Regions from separate parts of the Homo sapiens genome. Here region 1 is linked to region 2. A link is an interaction called in ENCODE POLR2A ChIA-PET data of the cell type or tissue named here. Cell type or tissue: OCI-LY7. All regions are shown on one strand. Each heading gives the region's core, and the rest is flanking DNA. Links, peaks and the distances in the headings are about the cores only.

Evidence for each region. ChIA-PET counts read pairs that join two places held together with the same protein. Peaks named below come from ENCODE experiments on the same cell type or tissue, not always from the same donor. Only the 100,000 strongest peaks of a DNase experiment are listed, where the experiment ranks them.
Region 1: POLR2A ChIA-PET joins it to region 2 with 7 read pairs; 4 of 35 experiments call an interaction of 5 or more read pairs at or near these places.

The regions. Positions count from the first base shown.
Region 1 is chr7:101,586,761-101,597,188 of GRCh38, forward strand. LOC107986832 (a long non-coding RNA gene) reads left to right here. Exons shown (of 3, transcript XR_001745314.2): 2 at 647-801; 3 at 4,507-5,015. Among named protein-coding and RNA genes, the nearest start is that of LINC01007, 23 kb to the left of the region's middle. In OCI-LY7, for the core only: no CTCF peak of the experiment used is centred there; no DNase peak of the experiment used is centred there.
Region 2 is chr7:102,288,180-102,297,323 of GRCh38, forward strand. All of the region lies in intron 1 of SH2B2 (SH2B adaptor protein 2), which reads left to right. It overlaps MIR4285 (microRNA 4285), which reads left to right and starts at 4,924; the gene lies at 4,924-5,008. RefSeq lists enhancers at 347-436, 1,107-1,156, 1,347-1,486, 5,925-6,678 and a silencer at 1,837-1,916. In OCI-LY7, for the core only: a CTCF peak has its summit at 1,495 (motif pointing right); DNase peaks (open chromatin) are centred at 1,812, 2,120, 2,477 and 3,302; H3K4me3 peaks cover 4,888 bases; H3K27ac peaks cover 5,000 bases.

The DNA.
Region 1 (10,428 bases), core at 3,277-8,276, 700 kb before region 2:
TCAGGCCCTATCTCCGCCTTCTGGGTCCTGGTGGCCCCTACCTGCCATCCATTACACTGCAGGTGGGGCATCTGACAGTCAGCCCCACACGCCGCCCTCATGCCCTACGCACATCCATCACGTGGCCAACCCTGCATCCTGCCACCCTCCTGGGGGGCCAAGGTTCCCTGAAGTTTTACTTGTCTCTCGTGCTTTTCTGAATAGCAGTTGTCCCCTACCCCCAAAATCACAGATTACACAAGCCTGATTGGGTTTTAACGACATGCAAGTTTTAAAAGCAAACTGGAGAGAGCTGCTCCTGGGTTTCTACCTTCTCCTTGGCCTGTGCCCCTGTGAGCTGTTTTGTTTTCAACAAGCCAACCATGCAAAGAGCAGGCAAAACCTCACGGGGTTTGGAATCAGACGCGGTGGGCTGCAATGGTTCTGTAATTAAGAGATTTCAGCCGAGTTCTTTCTCTGGGCCTCAGCGTGCTCATCTGCAGGATAGAGATAACAAACCCTACTTCCTCAGATTGTATCTCAGTGTAATAATACTCAGGTAATCGACGTAAGAGAAACCCCCAAAACTCAGTTGCTTAACCCAATGTACAGGTTTGATTTTTGCCCCATGCAAAATCCAGTATGGCAGCTTCCTTCTCTCTTACAGCTTTGTTTTCTGGAGTGGATATTCCTCTAAGATCACCGCGGCAGGAGAGGAGAGAGACAGAAAGAGGACCTTGGCTCCTAACTGCTCCAGTCCAGAAGAGATGCAGTCACTTTCTGCTCACATCCTATTGGTTGGAACTGGCCACATGACTCCAGGTGAATTGCAAAGGATGCTGGGAGGTAGAGAAGCACATGGCTAATTGGTGAACATTTGCATTCCTGCAAGAGTGGTTGTGAGTGTTCAATCACATGCAGTTCTCGGGGCAGGGCACCGAAGGGGTCTAGCAGAGCTTCGGGATGTCAGAGATGAGCCTAAAATAAGATTGGCCGGGCGTGGTGGCTCATGCCTGTAATCAGAGCACTTTGGGAGGCCGAGGGGGGCGGATCACTTGAGGCCGCCTGGGCAACATGGTGAAACTCCGTCTCTACTAAAATACAAAAAATTAGCTGGGCATGGTGGCACCTGCCTGTAGTCCCAGCTACTTGGGAGGCTGAGGCAGGAGATTCACTTGAACCTGGTAGGTGGAGGTTGCAGTGAGCTGAGATCACTTCATTGCACTCCAGCCTGGGTGACAGAGTGAGACTTTGTCTCAAAAATAAAATAAAATAAAATTTTGCCTGTGACCTGCTCTGGGCTGGGCAGCAATTTTTGTTCCTTTGGAATCCAGGCAGGACCCAGAGGTCAGCCCTGGATCAGAGGGACTGTTCCTCCTTTCTTCCTTCTCCCACCCTAAGGATGAAATCTGTTGCTTGTCCTGGTGGAATTCTCTTTTTCCAGCTCCCATTCTCAAAAGCACCCCATAAAATACCAAAAATAAACACTGTTCATGGCTTCCATTTGGGGAGGATTTATCTTTTTCCTTTAATACTTCTTACCACAACATACCAGTCTTTCATCTTTGCATGCCTGGGTCTGTGACCCTACCCTGGGAGGCAGGCCAAAGGCGGTGTATGCAGGCCTCTTGGGTCAAATGAGGACTTACCCCTCTGAATGCTGAGGAAAGCACAGGGGACTGTCTGGGGAAGGCAGCACGCAGTGAACAGACAGGGAGATGCTGGGTCTGGGCCTGGAAGGATGCGTAGGAGTTTGTCGAGTGGCAAGGTTGAGGGAACAGACAGGGAGACATTGGGTCTGGGCCTTGAAGGATGCATAGGAGTTTGTCAAGTGACAAAATTGAGTGTGTTCCTGGCAGAGGGAGCAAAGTGTGCAGAGAGATAGGAATGGGAATGGACTGGCGTGTTCTGGGAGCAACTGGAAGTTCCGGAAGTCTGGATGTTAGGGTTCCTGGGGATGGAGAGGCCAGGAGGACTGGGTTGTGGAAGACCAGACTTTATCTCCAGGACAGTGGGGAGCCAGGGAGCAGTGCAAGTGAGGCGGGGACGTCCCAGGACACCTGTCCACCACGGCCAACTTTTGTGACAGCACTGACTCTTGTATTGGTGGCAGGGTGGCTTGTTTTCTCCCCACATTTCACTTCCTGAGCAAAGGCAGTCTTGCAAGAATCTGAAAGGAGGCACCACATAAAATGACTCTTTTTTTTTTTTTAAGTAAAAAGTCAACAGTTCCGTGATCTTTGTAAAAATTAATCAGGAACACATGCGTTCTATTTTTCGTAAATTGCAAGGGATCAAAAGGAAAGGAAAATGCTCTTAGGGTGAAAGACAATGGGAGTTCCATCACCAGCTGGAACACTCCACACACTGTCTTGGAGTTGGGGGGCCTTCCCTGCACCCGGCGTCCTGGTGTGCCTCCCTGGAGAGAGAGCATGGGCTGGGCACGAGATATGGGGTGGGCTTAGATACGACCCAGACCTGAGATGCTCCCAGACAGGAGCAGGGGACCAGGCCCAGCAGGGGGCAATGACAATCTCTGGAGGGACAGTCCAGGGCCGAGGGAACCCAGAGAAGGCCTCTAAGTGTCTCAGACACAGGAGGAGGAACAATTGGAGAGGAGACCAAATGGGTGGGCTGGGGATGTATTAAGACTGTCTTTTTTTTTTTTTTTTTTTTTTTTTTGAGACAGGGCCTCTTTCTGTCACCCAGGCTGGAGTGCAGTAGCACGATCTCAGCTCACTGCAACCTCTGACTCCTGGGTTCAAGCAATTCTCCTGCCTCAGCCTGAGACTGTCTAGAATGTACAGCTAATGAATCTCTATTTTTCTCTTGTACTTTTCTCCCTTACTATCTGAGGATGGGGGCACAATGGCAAAAGCCCTGGGCACAGAAAATCAATCCAGCTTTTCTCTTACAGTGAGGCCAATCCCATACTTTGTAGGGTTTTTCATTTTTTTTTTTCTTTTTGAGATGGACTCTCGCTCTGTCACCCAGGTTGGAGTGCAGTGGCACGATCTCGGCTCACTGCAACCTCTGCCTCCTGGGTTCCAGCTGTTCTCCTGCTTCAGCCTCCTGAGTAGCTGAGATTACAGGCATGCGCCACCACGCCCTGCTAATTTTTGCATTTTTAGTAGAAATGGGATTTCACCATGTTGGCCAGGCTGGTGTCAAACTTCTGGCCTCAAGGGATCAGCCCGCCTCAGCCTCCCAAAGTGCTGGGATTGCAGGCGTGAGCCACCATGCCCAGCCCCAATCCCATCCTTTGAACCTCAATGCCCTCATCTGTAAAATGGAGATCATAATGAGCCCTACTTCCCCCAGGGGAGCTATGGACAGGTTCACGCTCTCCGGGGCCTCTCTCACACTGGCCTTCCCCTTGCCGGCCTCCCCTGGGTCTATCTGCTGTGGGGGCTGCAGTCACTCATGGGCAGGAGAGGTGAGGAAATGCAGTTGCACAGGCCTAGACCCAGCTGATGCCCTGTGTGTCCAAAGCCCAGTGGGGCCTGGGCTTCTGGTGGCCAGGACGCCCCTATGTCCAACCCAGGGTGGAGAAAGAGGCCAGGAGGACATGGTACTCTGAAGGCCTTTTGTGTGGCATCCTCAAGGAACCAGATCCAGGGCTCCTCCTGCACCCTGAGCCCCACCACGGGACCAGAGCAGCACCCAGCCTGCCGCCAGCCACCCCCGCGGTGGCCTGGTGCCAGCCCTGCAGGCGGGCAGTGAGATAATCCGGCTAGACGGGCTGCCATCTTGGCACGTCCCAAGACGCCCGAGGCCACGGGGAGCTTCAAAAGGAAAATTAATGTCTCTTACCAGCAATTAGAGGAAATTATTCAGATAGAAATCTTGTTTTCTATCTCCTCATCCTTGTTTTTGAATCCCCAGCCTTTGATTTCTTTCTTCTCTGGGGATTCTCAGAAAGACACTCTGAGAGCCTGGGCTGTGCACTGAGGCCTAATGAGGGCCTGGCACACCTGGCATCACAGCCTCGCCCGGGGTAGTCGGCTTCTGAGGCCTGTGCCTCCTGAACCCAGCCCTGAGGTCTTCCAAAGAGGCTGGCGGGCCCTTGGCAGCTGAGGGCAGCTCTCCCGAGGTGGGTGGGCCTCTGCTGGGGCTGGCTCCCCCTGATGCCCAAGGGAGGTGGCACCGGGCTACAGGCGGACGTCATGCACCTGGGGTGAAGGGGTGCTGAGGGCACTCTTGGGTGGAGGAGAGGCCCAAGGGGTGGACTCAGTGGGAACTGACACCCTTCCTGTCTCAGCGGGGACCCCTCATGCTCTCCGCCCGTCAGTCTTTCCCCACTGCCTCAGATGCAGCCTCAACTTCCCAATCTGGCGCTCAAAGCCCTGCAGATCTATCCTCGTCAGCTTCCCTGGCCCTTCCCCCCATCCCCTCCTCTAAATGTCCCCCGCTCCACTTGCCCAGGGTGCTGGGCTTATTCCAGACAGGAGCTCAGCCGCCATGACCCACGGTGGCACACACCCTGACCTGACGTAAATGACCTTCTTCTCTTTTTCTATCTGGCAGACTCCTGCACCTCCTCAGGTGGCCCAGCCCTGCCTCACCTTCTCAGGGATGCTGGCTTGGACCCCACCCAAGAGAACAGTTGGCATCTCCATCACCTAGCCCAGGCCACTGTCCTGAGCTAATCAGGAGCTACTCATGGGCTCTCTTCCCTAGAAACTCCTCGAAGCCAGGGAGAAGGGCGGCTTCATCTCCAGGTTCCCAGCACCAGGTGGCCCAGAATGGGCTTTAATAAGCTCCTGCTTGAATGAGTGACACCCAATGATAATGATGGTTTGAATAAATAAAAGAATGAAAGAATGAATGGGACTGATTAGAAGAGGCACCAGGAACAAGGTGTCAAGAGACTAATCTTGAATCATGATTCAGTCACTTCCTCCCTGTGTGACATGGAGCAAGTTGCTTTACCTCTCTGGGCTTCATTTTTCAGTTCTGTAGAATGGGATTAATAGTTTTAGCCCTGCCTTCAAAACAGTTGTGTGGCTAAAACAAAATAAAGGTGTTGCCAGGCATGGTGGCTCACATCTGTAATCCCAGCACTTTGGGATGACGAGGTGGGTGGATCATTTGAGGTCAGAAGTTCGAGACCAGCCTGGCCAACATGGTGAAACCCTGTCTCTACTAAAAATACAAAAATTATCTGGGCATGGTGGCGGGCGCCTGTAATCCCAGCTACTCAGGAGGCTGAGGCAGGAGAATTGTTGAGCCCAGGAGGTGGAGGTTGCAGTGAGCTGAGATGGCACTACTGTATTCCAGCCTGGGTGACAGAAGGAGACTTAATCTCTAAATAAATAAAGAAATAAATAAAGGGGTTGAGCATGCAATTATATTAAAATTACATGTACCACTCATCCCTCCCTCCATCCATCCATCCATCTACTCATTCATCCAATTATCAATTCATCCATCCATCCACTCATCCATCCACCCGTCTATTCATCTATTCACCCATCCACCATCCATCCACTCATTCATCCATCCACGCACTCACACAGTCATTCACCCCCTCACCCATCTAGGTATCCATCCAATTATCCACCCATCCATCCATTCATCCATCCATTCACTCATTTATTTATCCATCCAATTATCCACCCATCCATCCATTCACTCATCTATTTATCCATCCAGTTATCCACACATCCATCCATTCATCCACCCATTTATTTATCCATCCAATTATCTATCCATCCATCATCCATCCATCCATCCATCCATCCATCCATCCATCCATCCTCTTGTCCATTCCTTTAACAACCACTCACTGAGACCTCCTGCATGCCAGGCCTGTGTTGAGGAATGGGGGACAGTGTGGGGTCAGAAGAAGTACCTGCCCAGGGAGAGGTCATCAGTGGCAGCAGAGAAGCCCAGACAGGAGCTAAAGGAAGGAGGCTGAGCATGCCATCTCAAGAGTGCAGCCCAGGCTGGGTGTGGTGGCTCACACCTGTAATCCCACCACTGTGGGAGGCTAAGGCAGGCAAATCGCTTGAGCCCAGGAGTTCGAGACCAGCCTAGGCAACGTGGTGAAACTGTCTTTAGAAAATATTAGCCAAGGCCGGGCACGGTGGCTCATGCCTGTAATCCCAGCACTTTGGGAGGCCGAGGTGGGCGGATCACCTGAGGTCAGGAGTTCGAGACCAGCCTGGCCAAAATGGTGAAACCCCGTCTCTACTAAAAATACGAAAATTAGATGAGTGTGGTGTCGTGCACTTGTAATCCCAGCTACTTGGGAGGCTGAGGCAGGAGAATCGCTTGAACCTGGGAGGTGGAGGTTGCAATGAGCCAAGATTATACCACTGCACTCCAGCCTGGGTGACAGCGCAAGACTCCGTCTCAAAAAAAAAACAAAACAAAACAACAACAACAAAAAAAAAAACAAAAAGAAAAGAAAAGAAAGAAAGGAAAAGAAAAAATTAGGCAAGCGTGATGGCGCATGTCTGTAGTCCCAGCTACTCGGGAGGCTGAGGCAGGAGGATCACTTGACCCCGGGAAGCAGAAGCTGAAGTGAGCCCAGATCACACCACTGCACTCCAGTCTGGGTAATAGAGTGAGACCCTGTCTCAAAAACAAAACAAAACCAAAAAAGAGTACTACCCAAATCTCTGCTTCCCACCGCCTCAAATGCACCTGCTCTTGTCATGCTCAGCCGGCTTCAGAAACCCTAGGAGGCCAGGAACACTTCTGCCAGGGGTCCAGTTGGGAGGACACCTGGAGAACCTGGAGGTGGAGGTAAAGAGGAAGGGAAAACCAGACACAGAGAGGTGAAGAAATATGCCCCCAACTACTGTTGAATTGGGATGTGAGTCCTGAGCCACATTCTTAACCAGGTCCACATCCTGGATCAAATGGGCCCTCAAGTCCAGTGCTTGGAAAGCCTCCAATAAGTGGCTGGCCAGCATCTGTTACATACTTCCCCTGACGAGACACTCACTACCTTTCCAGGCTAGTGAGGCTCATCTGTGTACGGCTCTGACTGTGAAAAGCTCTTTCTTGGATAGAGGATCCACATTGGCCCTGGCTCGGCGCACTGGACCCTGTATTCCTGCTGGCCTGGAATGTCCGTGCAGAAACTTGAAGACAGTGGTGTGTCTCTGAGCCTTCTCTTTCCCAACATGGGTACTCTTCCCTGCTCCCCCCAAGTCCTTTCACCTCCCAGCTGTCCGTCTGGCACAGAAGATCAAGTGCATTGTTGAGACCACAAGGGAGGGGAGGCAGCTTAGGAGATCAGGAAAAAAACTTATGACACTAATTTAGGGTCTTAGCCTCACTCTTGGCCTTATCCTGTGTTTTCTAGACATTAACTTTCGTCAGCCCCCAAATCTTGATTTAATCATTCCATCTTAATGTATTGTCTTCATTGCTATAAAATGCCTTGATTCCTTTTGGGGAGTAGAGATAAGTAATAAATAAAGGTACCAGTTAACCCCCCCTAAGTTTTGGGGGATGATCACATCTGGGTCCTTTCTCTCTTGCCTGCTTCAAGAAACAATTGTTAATTCTTTTAGTAAGTTTCAGGCCAGTTGATGTAATGACAATATCTTGAAATCAACCATCGTGGCCAGGCATGATGGCTCATGCCTGTAATCCCAGCACTTTGGGAGGCTGAGGTGGGTGGATCACATGAGGCCAGGAGTTCGAGACCAGCCTGGCCAACATGGCAAAACCCTATCTCTACTAAAAATACGAAAAATTAGCTGGGTGTCATGGTGCGCACCTGTAATCCCAGCTACTCGGGAGGCTGAGGCAGGAGAATCACTTGAACCCGGAATCTGGGAGGCGGAGGTTGCAGTGAGCTGAGATCACACCACTGCACTCCAACCTGGGTGACAGAATGAGACTCTGTCTCAAAAAAAAAAAAAAATCAACCACAGTGAGGGTCTTTACACCATGAGAATTGGCAAACGCTACCAGTCAGGGCTTTCCCCACTACATTTTCCAGCACACAACTGAATATGCCTCTCATCTTTCTTCTCCCCATAGAGCAGTCAAGTGAGGAGGACTGCCTGATCCTAGAGACTCTGATCCTCCCAAGACGCAGACCAGGGCTCTATTCTCACAGGACTTTCCCCTCAAGTGACTCTCCTCTGTGCACACATGCTGTCTTACTCTGTATTCTTTTAGGAGCCACAGGGCTTCAAGCATGCACCCATTCATTCAACATATGTTCAACACCACTATCTGGCAGGCCCCAGGCTGGGGACTTGTGACTGGGGACTTACAGATTGGACAGAGCTGCCTTCTCTACCAGTGCCTTGAGGGGACTCACTCTATGTCATGTGCATGATTCATGCTATCTCATTTAACCCTCACAACATCCGGGCCCATTTTATAGATGAGAAAACTGCAGAGCCTGGAGTGCCAAGTGGGTGATTTCTATCTGTTCCACTCCGAAGACCCAGGCTTACCACTCCAAAATGACAGTGGTGGTGATTTTTTCTTTTCTTGTTCGGTCTTCACTATGGCTCTGAGAGGAAGCTGTTCATTGCTCTATTTGCCAAGGGGGAAAACCTGAAGCTCAGGGATGTTGACCGGTCCAACTTGCAAGCTTAATGAAAATGCAGGACTCTGTCTCCTAAGCCAGGTGGTGGTGCAAAATGAGCCCCACTCCTGGGGTGGAACCTTGAGTTGGGAGCCCTGAGTTCTTGGCTCAGCTCCACTGGGGATGTCAAGGGTGACCTTGGGCAAGTCACTTCTCATGATCTAAGCCATTCTGTGCCCCTCAGCCCTGATTGCTCTGAGCCCCAGACCCTGCCATCCCCTGTCACTTGAGCTTCATCATAAGATGTTCCATGAGCATTGCCACTTATTGCAACACAGATGGAACTCTCTAAGCCTCTGTTTCCTCATGTGTAAAAACTGGATAACAGTAGTTTCTACTTTACAGAATATTGTGAGGATACAATAATATCATACTCTCAATGGATTCCTCACACTGCAGTGGTGTGATCTCAGCTCACTGCAACCTCCGCCTCCCGGATTCTGGGTTCAAGTGATTCTCCTGCCTCAGCCTCCTGAGTAGCTGGGATTACAGGTGCACTCAATTAATGTTAGCCATTAACTCTCTGGGAACATGTCCCCACTGTCTAGCTGGCTGTGGTACTCATGTATGAAGCCCACAAACATTCAAGTATCCAACGATCACCTAAAATGCACACAAGTTCATCCATTCAGTGTTGACATGGACAGATGGTATGATGGATTACAGATGGCTATAAATTATTTGTCATGCCTTTCAAGAAATCTATTTCCCCTCCTGTTTAGTCTAGACTATCCTCATGGCTGCTTACCCAATAGAATGCAATGGAAGGAACAGTGGCCAGTCAGGGTCCTAGTCTTTGTGAAGACTGGCAGTTTCTGCTTCTCCCTCTTGGAACACTTGCTCTTGGGACACTGCTTCTCAGAAACCAGCCATCATGCTCCAAAAGACGTACAGAAGCCACATTTAGGCACTCTGGTTGACAGCCCCGCTAAAGTCCCAGGCAACATCCAACATGAGCTGCCAGTCATATGGATGGGCCATCTTGGATATTCCAGCTCGCTATAGCTCCCAGATGGCTGCATCCCCAACCAACATCACATAAAGCAGAAGAACCTCCCAGCCAAGCACAGTCAACTCATAGGATAATGAGATTTAAGATGGTTATTGCTTTAAACCACTAAGTGTTGGGACAATTTGTTATGCAGAAAACCAAAGTGTTGGGGCAATTTGTTATGCAGAAAACCAAAACATATAGTATACCCATTTATGAAACTTTAAAGTATTTATTTACTACTTTTTGAAAAAGATTAGTCATTCTGTACTACAGAAAACTATAACAATAATTTGCTGCCTGTATTTGTATAGCCTGCAAGGTAAGCAAGGCTTTTACACTATAACATGGCTGGAAAAAATCAAAAGAAGAATATTATTTTGTGAGCTATGTGAGAAATTTATACAAAATTCGAATTTTAGTATCCACAAATAAAGTTTGATTGGAATACAGGCATGCTCATTCATTTATAGCTTGTCCACAGCTGCTTTGTCATGAGAGCAGTAGAGTTCCATGGTGGTATCAGAGGCCATATGGACCACAGCACCTAAAATATTTACTGTCTGGCCCTTTCCAGGAAAAGTTCACCAACTCCCTTCTCTAGACCATTAAATATGTATCATCATTTTGAACTTAAAATCCTGCATATAAGAACTTGTATGTGTCTGAAACTTATTGACTGAGTCCTGTAAGGAAAAAGCAAAAAAGCAACAGTGGGCATTTTTGCTTATTTATTTTTAATGTTTATAGAGACACGATCTCAGTCTATCACCTGGCTGGAGTGCAATTGTGCAATCATAACTCACTGCAGCCTCCATGTCCCAAGCTCAAGTGATTCTACCACCTCAGCCTCCTGAGTAGCTGGGACTACAGGTGCATGCCACCATGCCCAGCT
Region 2 (9,144 bases), core at 1,129-6,128:
AGCTGAAGCCCCCACTACTGTGTCCCACCTTGAACTCTCCCAACCTCTTCCCTCCTGGCCTCCCCACTCCACGCAGGAAGAGGTTGGGAGAGTGACCTAGAACTTTTCAGCTCCAGGAGCTTTGGGAGAGGTCTGGTGGTGGCGGTGGTGGCACTTCTTTTAGGCTAGTGTGGATCAGGGCATTTTTGGGGGTCTCAGAGACAGTTTCCCACCAGCTACTTCCTTAGAGGTCTGTCCTACCAACATACAAGAACAGCCCCACCCCGTGGCAGGCCGGCTTCTGATGCTGCTTGGTTGAATGCTTCTAGGTAATCAAGGGTTAATGCACACGCTTTTCTTTTTACCCTTGTTGTGAAAAATCTGTCTGAAGTTTCTAAATCCCTCTTCCCTACTTAGCGTGAATCTCCTAGGGAGGACTTCTATACAAATACCCAGGGGTGGGCTTCCCTTGGGGGTCTTGGAAGTGGGATCTCCACCCAAGTGATCCTGGGCCTCCCAGGGCTGAGCTTTTGGTTTCAAACTTACTTGTGCCAAGCTAAGGGCATCAGGATCGCCGTTCGTGTCATCTTTACAACAATCCTGTGGGTTTAGTGCTATTATTATCCCCACACACTTAGGGAGGGGAAGTGACTGGCCCAAAGTCCCGCAGTCAACGAGCCAGGCCTCCCAACCACTCCTCTCTGACAAGAGGCTGGCACTTCTTGCCCTGCCTACCCAGCCTGGGTTGCAAGGAATTGGGGGTTTAGGGGCTTCAGGCCTCCTGGCTGCTGTCTTCCCGGGGCTACGCTCATTCTTACTGTCCAAGTGAGGCCAGGGGACTGGTCAGAGCCCTGGGGCCTGGGGAGGTTTCTCTTCCCTGCTCACCTGGCTGGGTGCCGTTTTATGGCTATGCTCTGTCTAGGGGGATAGCAGGTGTGACCCCTCAACACGAGGTCACAGCCCACACCTGTTTGGGCAGAGCAAGGCAGGGCATCGCTGTGTGGGCGTGCAGCATCTTTTGGTTCCTCTGGGTGAAGCAGGGTTTGGGCCCCATTCTCCACATACTTCCGGGCCATCTGAGGGTAGCGCCCACCTGGGGGGTGGGGAGGACAACCAGCCAGGAGCTCACGGTTCGGTGGAAGAGACAGGCCACAGCCATGTGGTGTGGTGGAGGGGCAGGGGGCAAGGGTGGAGGTGGGAAGAGGATCAAGGGGCGTTCCCGAGGCCTCTGTGGGCTTGGGGGCCTGCCTGCTATTGGGGCAGAACAGGGGAAGTAGGCAGTGCCCAGCTGGGTGCTGAGGCTCTGTGCAGAGGACAGGCAGGAGTTGGAGGAAGAGGATGTATTTGAACTTGGATGTGGTGAGTTTGAGGTACCTGGAGATCAGCCAGGCTGGGAGTTGAGCTCAGAGAAAGGCCCAGGGAAGCTTTATTAGCACCTGTAGTCTCCAGAGTTCGGGGATGCTCAGATCTTAGGGGTGCCACCAGAGGTCTCAGGAGGCACTGGTATGAGTGTCCTGGAAAAGCCAGAAGGCAGCTGGGTGGGATGAGTTGGTGAGGGGCACTAAGGGGGTATCCTGCAGGTTTAGGGGGCTGGGCCAGGGCCCATGTGAGAGTTATGACACTGGGGGAGTGGAAGGGGCTGAGTGTCTCAGGCCAAGGCTGGAGATGGGAGGGGGGAACCTCTGCTCTGCAACCCCAGAAAGGCAGGGTGGGGTGGGAGTAACCAGGGCCAGTGCAGCTGGAACCAGCTCAGCCTGTCCTCCACCTGCAGAGCCCATCCAGGAACTGTCCAGCACTGGGTGCTCCTGAAGGAGGCTGAGTCTGCCTCTTGAGCCCACAGGCCCTGGCTTAGCTTGTTGTCCTGGCCCCCACTCCCTGCTTATCTGACCCGCACTTCCTGCAGAGCCCAGCTGTGGATTCCCCCGCCCCCCCACCCAGCCGCTCAGAGTGCCCCATCCTCTAAAGGTGGTCATTTCCTTTCCTGAAACAGGGATTCAGTCTTCCCACTCTGCCCTTGGAAGCGGAGTTCCCCAGAAACAGGTCTCAGAAAGGGACCAGCCTGGAACTTGGCTCCATACCCCCCTTTTTTTTTTTTATTTTTTTGAGACAGAGTCTTGCTCTGTCGACCAGGCTGGAGTGCAGTGGCGTGCAACCTCAGCTCCCTGCAACCTCCGCTCCCTGCAACCTCCACCACCTCTGGGGTTCAAGCAATTCTCATGCCTCAGCCTTCTGAGTAGCTGGGGTTACAGGTGTGCACCACCACGCCTGGCTAATTTTTGTATTTTTAGTAGAGATGGGGTTTCACCGTGTTGGCCAGACTGGTCTCAAACTCCTGACCTCAAGTGATCCGCCCTCCTCGGCCTCCCAAAGTGCTGGGATTACAGGTGTGAGCCACTGCACCCGGCCTCCCCTCTTGTCCATTCTGCAGCCCTGGACCCTCCCACCTGGCGTCTGACACACAGTGGGAGCTCACCACTGCGTGGTGGCCAGAGCATGGTGGGTAGTCACCTCCCTCCCCAGAACCCCATTTCTTCATCTCTGCAATGGAGAAACAACTCTTTCTTACAGGGAAGATGTGAGGGGAGAAGGGTTTTAACAGGGGCATGGCCCACTGAAATGTGGGTTCTAGAACGCTGACCTTGGCCACATTGGAGGCTGGGTTTATGTGTTGGGGCAGTGGGTACCTCTGCAGCTGCCTGCCAAGAGCAGTTGGAGGAAAAGGGAATGAATAGAGCTGTGATTTTTAAACAAATTGCTTATTTAATCTTCATGACAGCCCCTTAAGTTTAGCACTGCTGTCACCTCCATCTTAACAGATGGGGAAACTGAGGCTCCAGAGTCCAAGGGGTCATTTCACTGGGTAGCAAGGCAGCTGGGATCCAAACCCAGACAGTCTGGCTCCAGATCTCAGACTTTTAACACTGTCCCAGCATGTCAAATGACCAGAGGTGGCCATAGGGAGATGCCCAGGCAGTGGGGCTCCCTTTGCTGGGGAACAACTGTCAAAGGCAACTGTGGGAACCCCTGGGACTGAGGGTCTGCAGACGCCGGTGCCAGCAGGGCTTGTCAAGCTTGGGATGTCTGCAAAAGCCGGGGGGCTCAGCAGAAGGGCTCCCACCCTCCCGTGGCGGTGGCAAAGGCTGAGCGTGGCATGAGAGGCCTGGGGTTGTCCTGGGTGCAGGGCTGTTGCAATAGCTGCCTCCAAGCGATGCTGCTCAGGCCGAGCCTTGGACTAGAAAGTTATCTGCACGGAAGAGCAGCTAGGGAAACTAATGCTCAGAACAGCCAAGACCACTAGTACCTAATCACCCATACAGAGGCATACAAGTCCCAAGGGCTCTGAATCCACACCTGTCCCCATCGCCAGCCAGAAGGCCCCCACCCATCCACTCTGCAGCAAAGTCACAGCAAGTTCAAGGGTTAAGTTAAGACCAGAAGCCATGCCTACTTTGCCTTCTGCCGGGGTGGTGGAGTGAGCTCAGATATTCTGGGAGGGGAGAGTTGGGGAATTCCAGCCACATCTGGCAGGAGGCCCTGGTTCAGAGCCTACCTTGTGGGGATGTGGTCTCTGCGGAGGTGAGCAGTAACACGGGCTTGAAAACCAACGCCCACGTATTCAGCAGTGAAGCAGAGACTGCGCTGTGTGCTGTGTTCCTGAATCTGCAGGGGAGAGAGAGACTCATACCTAGTCAGCGGGTGGGAGTCACTCCAGGCCGGAGGGATGACCTGCCCAAAGAGCATCTGTGTCCTGCCCAGGGAGGGGTGCAGAGAGGAGGCTGCAGGGGTGGAAGGGACTGCCCCACCGAGGCCAGGAGGGTGCTTGAGGAACAGCAGGATTGAAGGAGCCTATGTTGTCCAGAGTGAGGCTGAGTGGGCCAGGCCAGTGCTGCTAAGGTCCTGAGGACCCCTAAGGGCAGTGGACATGAGAAGGCATGGCTGGGCAGGTTTTCTGAGGATGGTGGAGGTGAGCAGAGTGAGGCCTTGTCTCTTGTGTCAGGCAAGGAGGTACCCCAAGAAGAGGCTGCATGAGACCAGCCTGGGCAACATAGTGAGACCCCCATCTCTACCAAAATATCAAAAAATTACCTGGGACCGGGTGCACTGGCTCACATCTATAATCCCAGCCCTTTGGGAAGCTGAGGTGGGCGGATCACCTGAGGTCGGAAGTTCGAGACCAGCCTGGCCAAGATGGTGAAACCCTGCCTCTCCTAAAAATACAAAAATTAGCCGGGCTTGGTAGGACGCACCTATAGTCCCAGCTACTCGGGAGGCTGAGGCAGGAGAATCGCTTGAACCCAGGAGGCGGAAGTTGCAGTGAGCCAAGATCACGCCATTGCACTCCAGCCTCGGCAACAGAGCAAGACTCCGTCTCAAAAAAAAAAAAAAAAAATTACCTGGCCATGGCGTCTTGTGCCTGTAGTCCCAGCCACTTGGGAGGCTGAGGCAGGAGAATTGCTTGGGCCCAGGAGTTCAAGGCTGCAGTGAGCTATGTTCAAAGTGCAGTGCACTGCACCCCAGCCTGGGCCACAGAGTGAGACTTTGTCTAAAAAGAAAAGGCCTCAGTTTCCCCATAGCGAATGGTTCATTGGGGGGTAGGTGGCACTGCCCACCCCAGGACATAGGAGAGAACCCTTAGTTCTGACCGTCTCCCCCTTCATGCACTTGGTTCTCTGACTGCTGCTCTGAGGACGGAGCTAAGTGAGGGTGCAGGAGGAAGGGGGGGTCTCTTGGCAGTGGGGCGCAGCCTTTTGAGGTGCTGCATAGCTAGTTTGACCTGTGGGACCACTGACCATCCCTCCTCTTCCCGGTGCTCCTGGCCTCCTGTGGCTGGGATGGTGCTGGGGAGGAGGTGGGGGGTGCCAGCTGGAGGTGGGCGGGGCTCCTGCCTCTCCCCGCCCCCAGGGCCACCGCCCACTGTGCCGCGCATCGATTGGTCGCGGGCCCATTAGGCGGGGCGGCGAGTCCGACTCATAAATATTTTAAGGAATGACCCGGCCCTGGGGTGCGGAATTGCTGCGCGGGCGGGGGCTGAAGACCGGCTTTTTTTTTTTTTTTTTTTTTTTGGTCCTCCAATTGTCAGCGCTATTTTTACCGCCGGAAAGCCGCCGCCCCCTCCCCCATGCCGGCTGGACCTACTGTCTAGCCGGGCTGGTGGCTGGGGTCTCTTGTCTGGGTTGCTGGTCGTGGGGTTAGGAGAGGCCGTGGCCTGGAAAGGCGATGAGCAGGGACTCCATTAGACTTCCCCTGCCCTCCTCGCTCCATCCCCCAGCACCAAAAACCACTCTGAAGCCCCCATCCCATCAGAGATGGGGAAAAAAAAAACACATTTTTTCAGGAGGAGAAGGCAGACAGCCCAGCTGAGCCTAGAAAAACCGGAGGTGGGGGGGTGTAATGGATGGGGGGAGGGTGGTCTACCCGCCCAGTGCTCCGAGGAGGGCCAGCACCACAGGGGGCCCTGGCTGGGCTTCCTTTGTCTCCAACGCCAGTCCTCAGAGAAGCAGCCTGTGAGGGGGAGAGGCAACCCCCTACCTGTCCCTAGTCCCAATGGAATGACAGCCCAGTCTTCAATGTCCAAGGCCATCACTTCTGCATCAAAATCAGGAGCCCCTAGAAGCCACACACAGCTCCAGCAATCCCATTTTACTGATAGGGAAGTGGAGGCACCAAGAGACACAGGGCCCGGCCCAGGATAGAGTCCAGATCTCCCAGAGCCCAGTCCAGCACTGCCTGGCACCAACTCAGCTGGTCTGTTTGGACACCTTGGGACCATAGGAGGAGAGCTGACCACCAAGAGAGTTAAAGACCATAGGGTCTTGGAGATCAGAGGGGGAGAGCAGTATAGGGAAGTTTTCCTGGGAGAAGAGAAGGTTTTGTTTCGGTTTGGTTTTTTGAGACAGAGTCTCGCTCTGTTGCCCAGGCTGGAGTGCAGTCGTGCAATCTCAGCTCACTGCAGCCTCAACTTTCTGGGTTAAAGTCCTCCTGCCTCAGTCCCCCAAGTACCTGGGACTACAGGCGTGTGCCACCACACCTGCCTAATTTTTGTATTTTTAGTAGAGACGGGGTTTCACCATGTTGCCCAGGCTGCTCTCGAACTCCTGAGCTCAAGTGATCTACCTGCCTCGGCCTCCCAAAGTGCTGGGATTACAGGCTTGAGCCACCACATCCAGCCAGAAGAGAGGGTTTTGCACGGTCTAAAGGGAGGGGAGATGTTGAATAGTCGGAAGAGCAAAGTCCCTAGAGAGGGCTTGAAACACCAACCTTGGCAGCACCAAGGTTGGAGGAGCTCCCGCCCTGCCCATGCCTGCACATGGGTTATAACATTGCAGACACCACCTCCTGTGCCATCTTGCCAGTGAGTGGTCAGAAAGTGAGAAGAGTGGGCTCAGAGGTTGGGAGTGTGGTCAGTGTCACTCACTCAGGGAGCACCCACGGGGTCACGTCTTGAGCCCAGGTCAGCCAAGCTCCCTACATGGGGTCTCCTCCCCAGTTCTGGTCCCAAAGATGGGTGGGGACAGTGCACTCCTGCCCCTGCCACAGCCAGGCCCCCTTCCCTGTGTCTTGCAGCCTCCCCTCTACAGAGAACCATGTCCGGGCCTCCCTCTCTCCATCTGTAGCCAGGTGGGGGCCTCCCTGCTGGCACTGCTGTTTGGAGACTTATACCTCTAGCTGCTCAACCTGCTTCCTCTGCATCCGGGGCTGGACCTACTGAGGGCTTCTGTGCCAGGCATCAGGCCCACAGGCTCCTGGGTGGCCTGCAGGGTTAGGTAGGAGAGGTCAGGGCAGTCCCAACCTCCCAGTGCCTCCCAGGCCAGTCCCTGCCTAGGACCTGGCCACACCTGCCATGCCCTTGGAAGATTCCTCTCTAAGTTCCACTCCCACTCCAGTGAGGGCCACCTGAGACCCACCTGCGAGAGCCTCCCCCAGGGCCCTGTCCCCCATCTCTGTGCCTTCTCCCTACCAAGGGTTCCTCCAGCCAGGAGGAAGAGCTGGGGGCGACAGGGATTGATGTCTAGGACTCGGCACTGGGGCTGACTTCCTGCCTGCCGCTGCCTGCCCCATGTGGGGGCATAATCATCTCACTCAGGGACCCCACACCTACCCTTCCCAGGCTGCCAAGTCACTGGCTCTGAGCCCCCTGGGGGTCCTAATGGTATAGAGAGAGAGGTGGCCACCGTCAGGAGCACTAGCCTACTGGATAAATGGATGGGCTTGGAGCTCAGGGACAGGGTTTCATGGGTTCAGCTGTGGCCCCACCCCCACCCCAGGAAATACCACCCCTGCAGGTCATGGCCTGGGCCTGGGCTCGTGACCTTCCCTGGAGGCCATGGTGGTGGTGGTGGTGGTGGCAGGTGTGTTCCCGTCTCCACCCCTCAGGGAAGAAGCAAGTTCCAGGAGCCTGGACTTTTGCCCTGCGCACTCTCTGTGTCAGATGGGGAGACAGCCATGAGGACAGACACTTGAAGTACCCTATAACTGGCACCATGCAAGAGAGACAGGCAGGAGGAGACTGTGGGAGCTCAGAGGAGACACTTGTGCTGGCCTGGATCAGGGAGAAAGGAGGGGTGTCGGGAGGCTTCCTGGAAGAAGTGGCTTCTGGATTAATTATTGAAGTGTGAGTAGGAGTTAGGGAAGAAAGGAGGAAGCACGGGGCAGGGAAAAGGTCAGGCATGAGCAAAGCTCGTGGGTTCCTCAGTCCCCATCCTTCCCCCACCTTCGTGAACTCTAACCACCACCACCACTACCCAACTGCCAATGTCCTGATAAGTCCTGCCCCCAACTCATTGTTCAGGCCCCCAGCACCCTCTTTATTTTCTTTGCACTCATGAAGCCCAACGCAATAACCACCTCTTGAAGGAAACCTTCCAAACTCCCGACTCCCCTCCCCCAGTACCAAGGCAGGAGTCTCCTAGGAGACCGCTGGTTTGGAAACCTGTCCTTGAAGCTAAGCAGGCTCAGCCGGGAGCCCTGTTCTGTCCCTGGGGCTGTCCCTTGGTTATTGACTGCAGATTGATGGCGAGGTTGCCCCAAGGAGAGAGGGAATTCCCACGGTGCCCTATGGCCCAGAGGCCTCGCAGATGATCTCACAGAAATGGGGCAGCTATTTTTACCTGGCATTTAATTACATGGTTTGGATCCCAGAGGAGAGATGAGATGGTGATCCCAGGAGCTGCGAGGGAGGGGCATTCCGGAAACTGTGGGGACCCTGGGAGGACAGGCGAGGGCATGATCCTCTAACTCATTTCCTTGGAAGGATGGTCGCTTGTCCCCCAACACTAAGCCGGCTCCTTAGACAGGGACTCCCCAGGCACTACATCACCGCACTTTATCACTATTGGTAATTTTCCCCCTGGCTTGGATGGGGGCTGTAAGCACACAGCAGGTTGGACCTGTGTCCCCAGAGGCAATGGCAAGGCCCCCAGGTGATGGGCTGGGCCCAAGCCATGCAGTTTAGCCATCCAGAGCTGTGAAGGATGGAGGGGCCTGGGAATAAGAGGATGAAGCTGGGGTGAGGAGACAGCTGGGATTCCTGGATTGGGGATTCAAAATCGGATTTGAATGGGAATTCTGGGGGAAGCCAGATTCCAGAACGTGGGAATGTAAGTAGAAGCGTGCAGGCCATTGTGATGGAAAGAAGCAAGGTCTTCAATGTCCGTACAAAAACTTGGTCCCTTTAGCCAGGCATGGTAGCTCTTGCCTGTAGTCTGAGCTACTCGGAAGGCTGAGGCGGGAGGATCGCTTGAGCCCAGGAGTTGGAGGCTGCAGTAAACTGTGATCTCGCCACTGCACTCCACCCTGGGAGACACTGCAAGACTCTGTCTCAAAAAAAAACAAAAAACAAAAAAACGCTTGGTTCTTATCCACAGCTTTGCTTTCCAAGGCTTCAGATACCCGTGGTCAACAGAGGTCTGAAAATATTAAATAGAAAATCCCAGAAGTAAACATACAAATACAAATGTAAATTGCAGGCCAGTCTGAGTAGCAGGATGAAGTCTCAAACCATCCCGCTGTTCTGCCTGGGATGTGAATTATCCCTTTGTCTGGCATATCCGCACTCTGGATACGACCCGCTCGCCACTTAGGAGTTGTCTGGGTTATTAGATCCAAAAAAAATGTAGCGGGCCAGGTGCAAGTGGCTCGTGCCTGTAATTTCAGCACTTTGGGAGG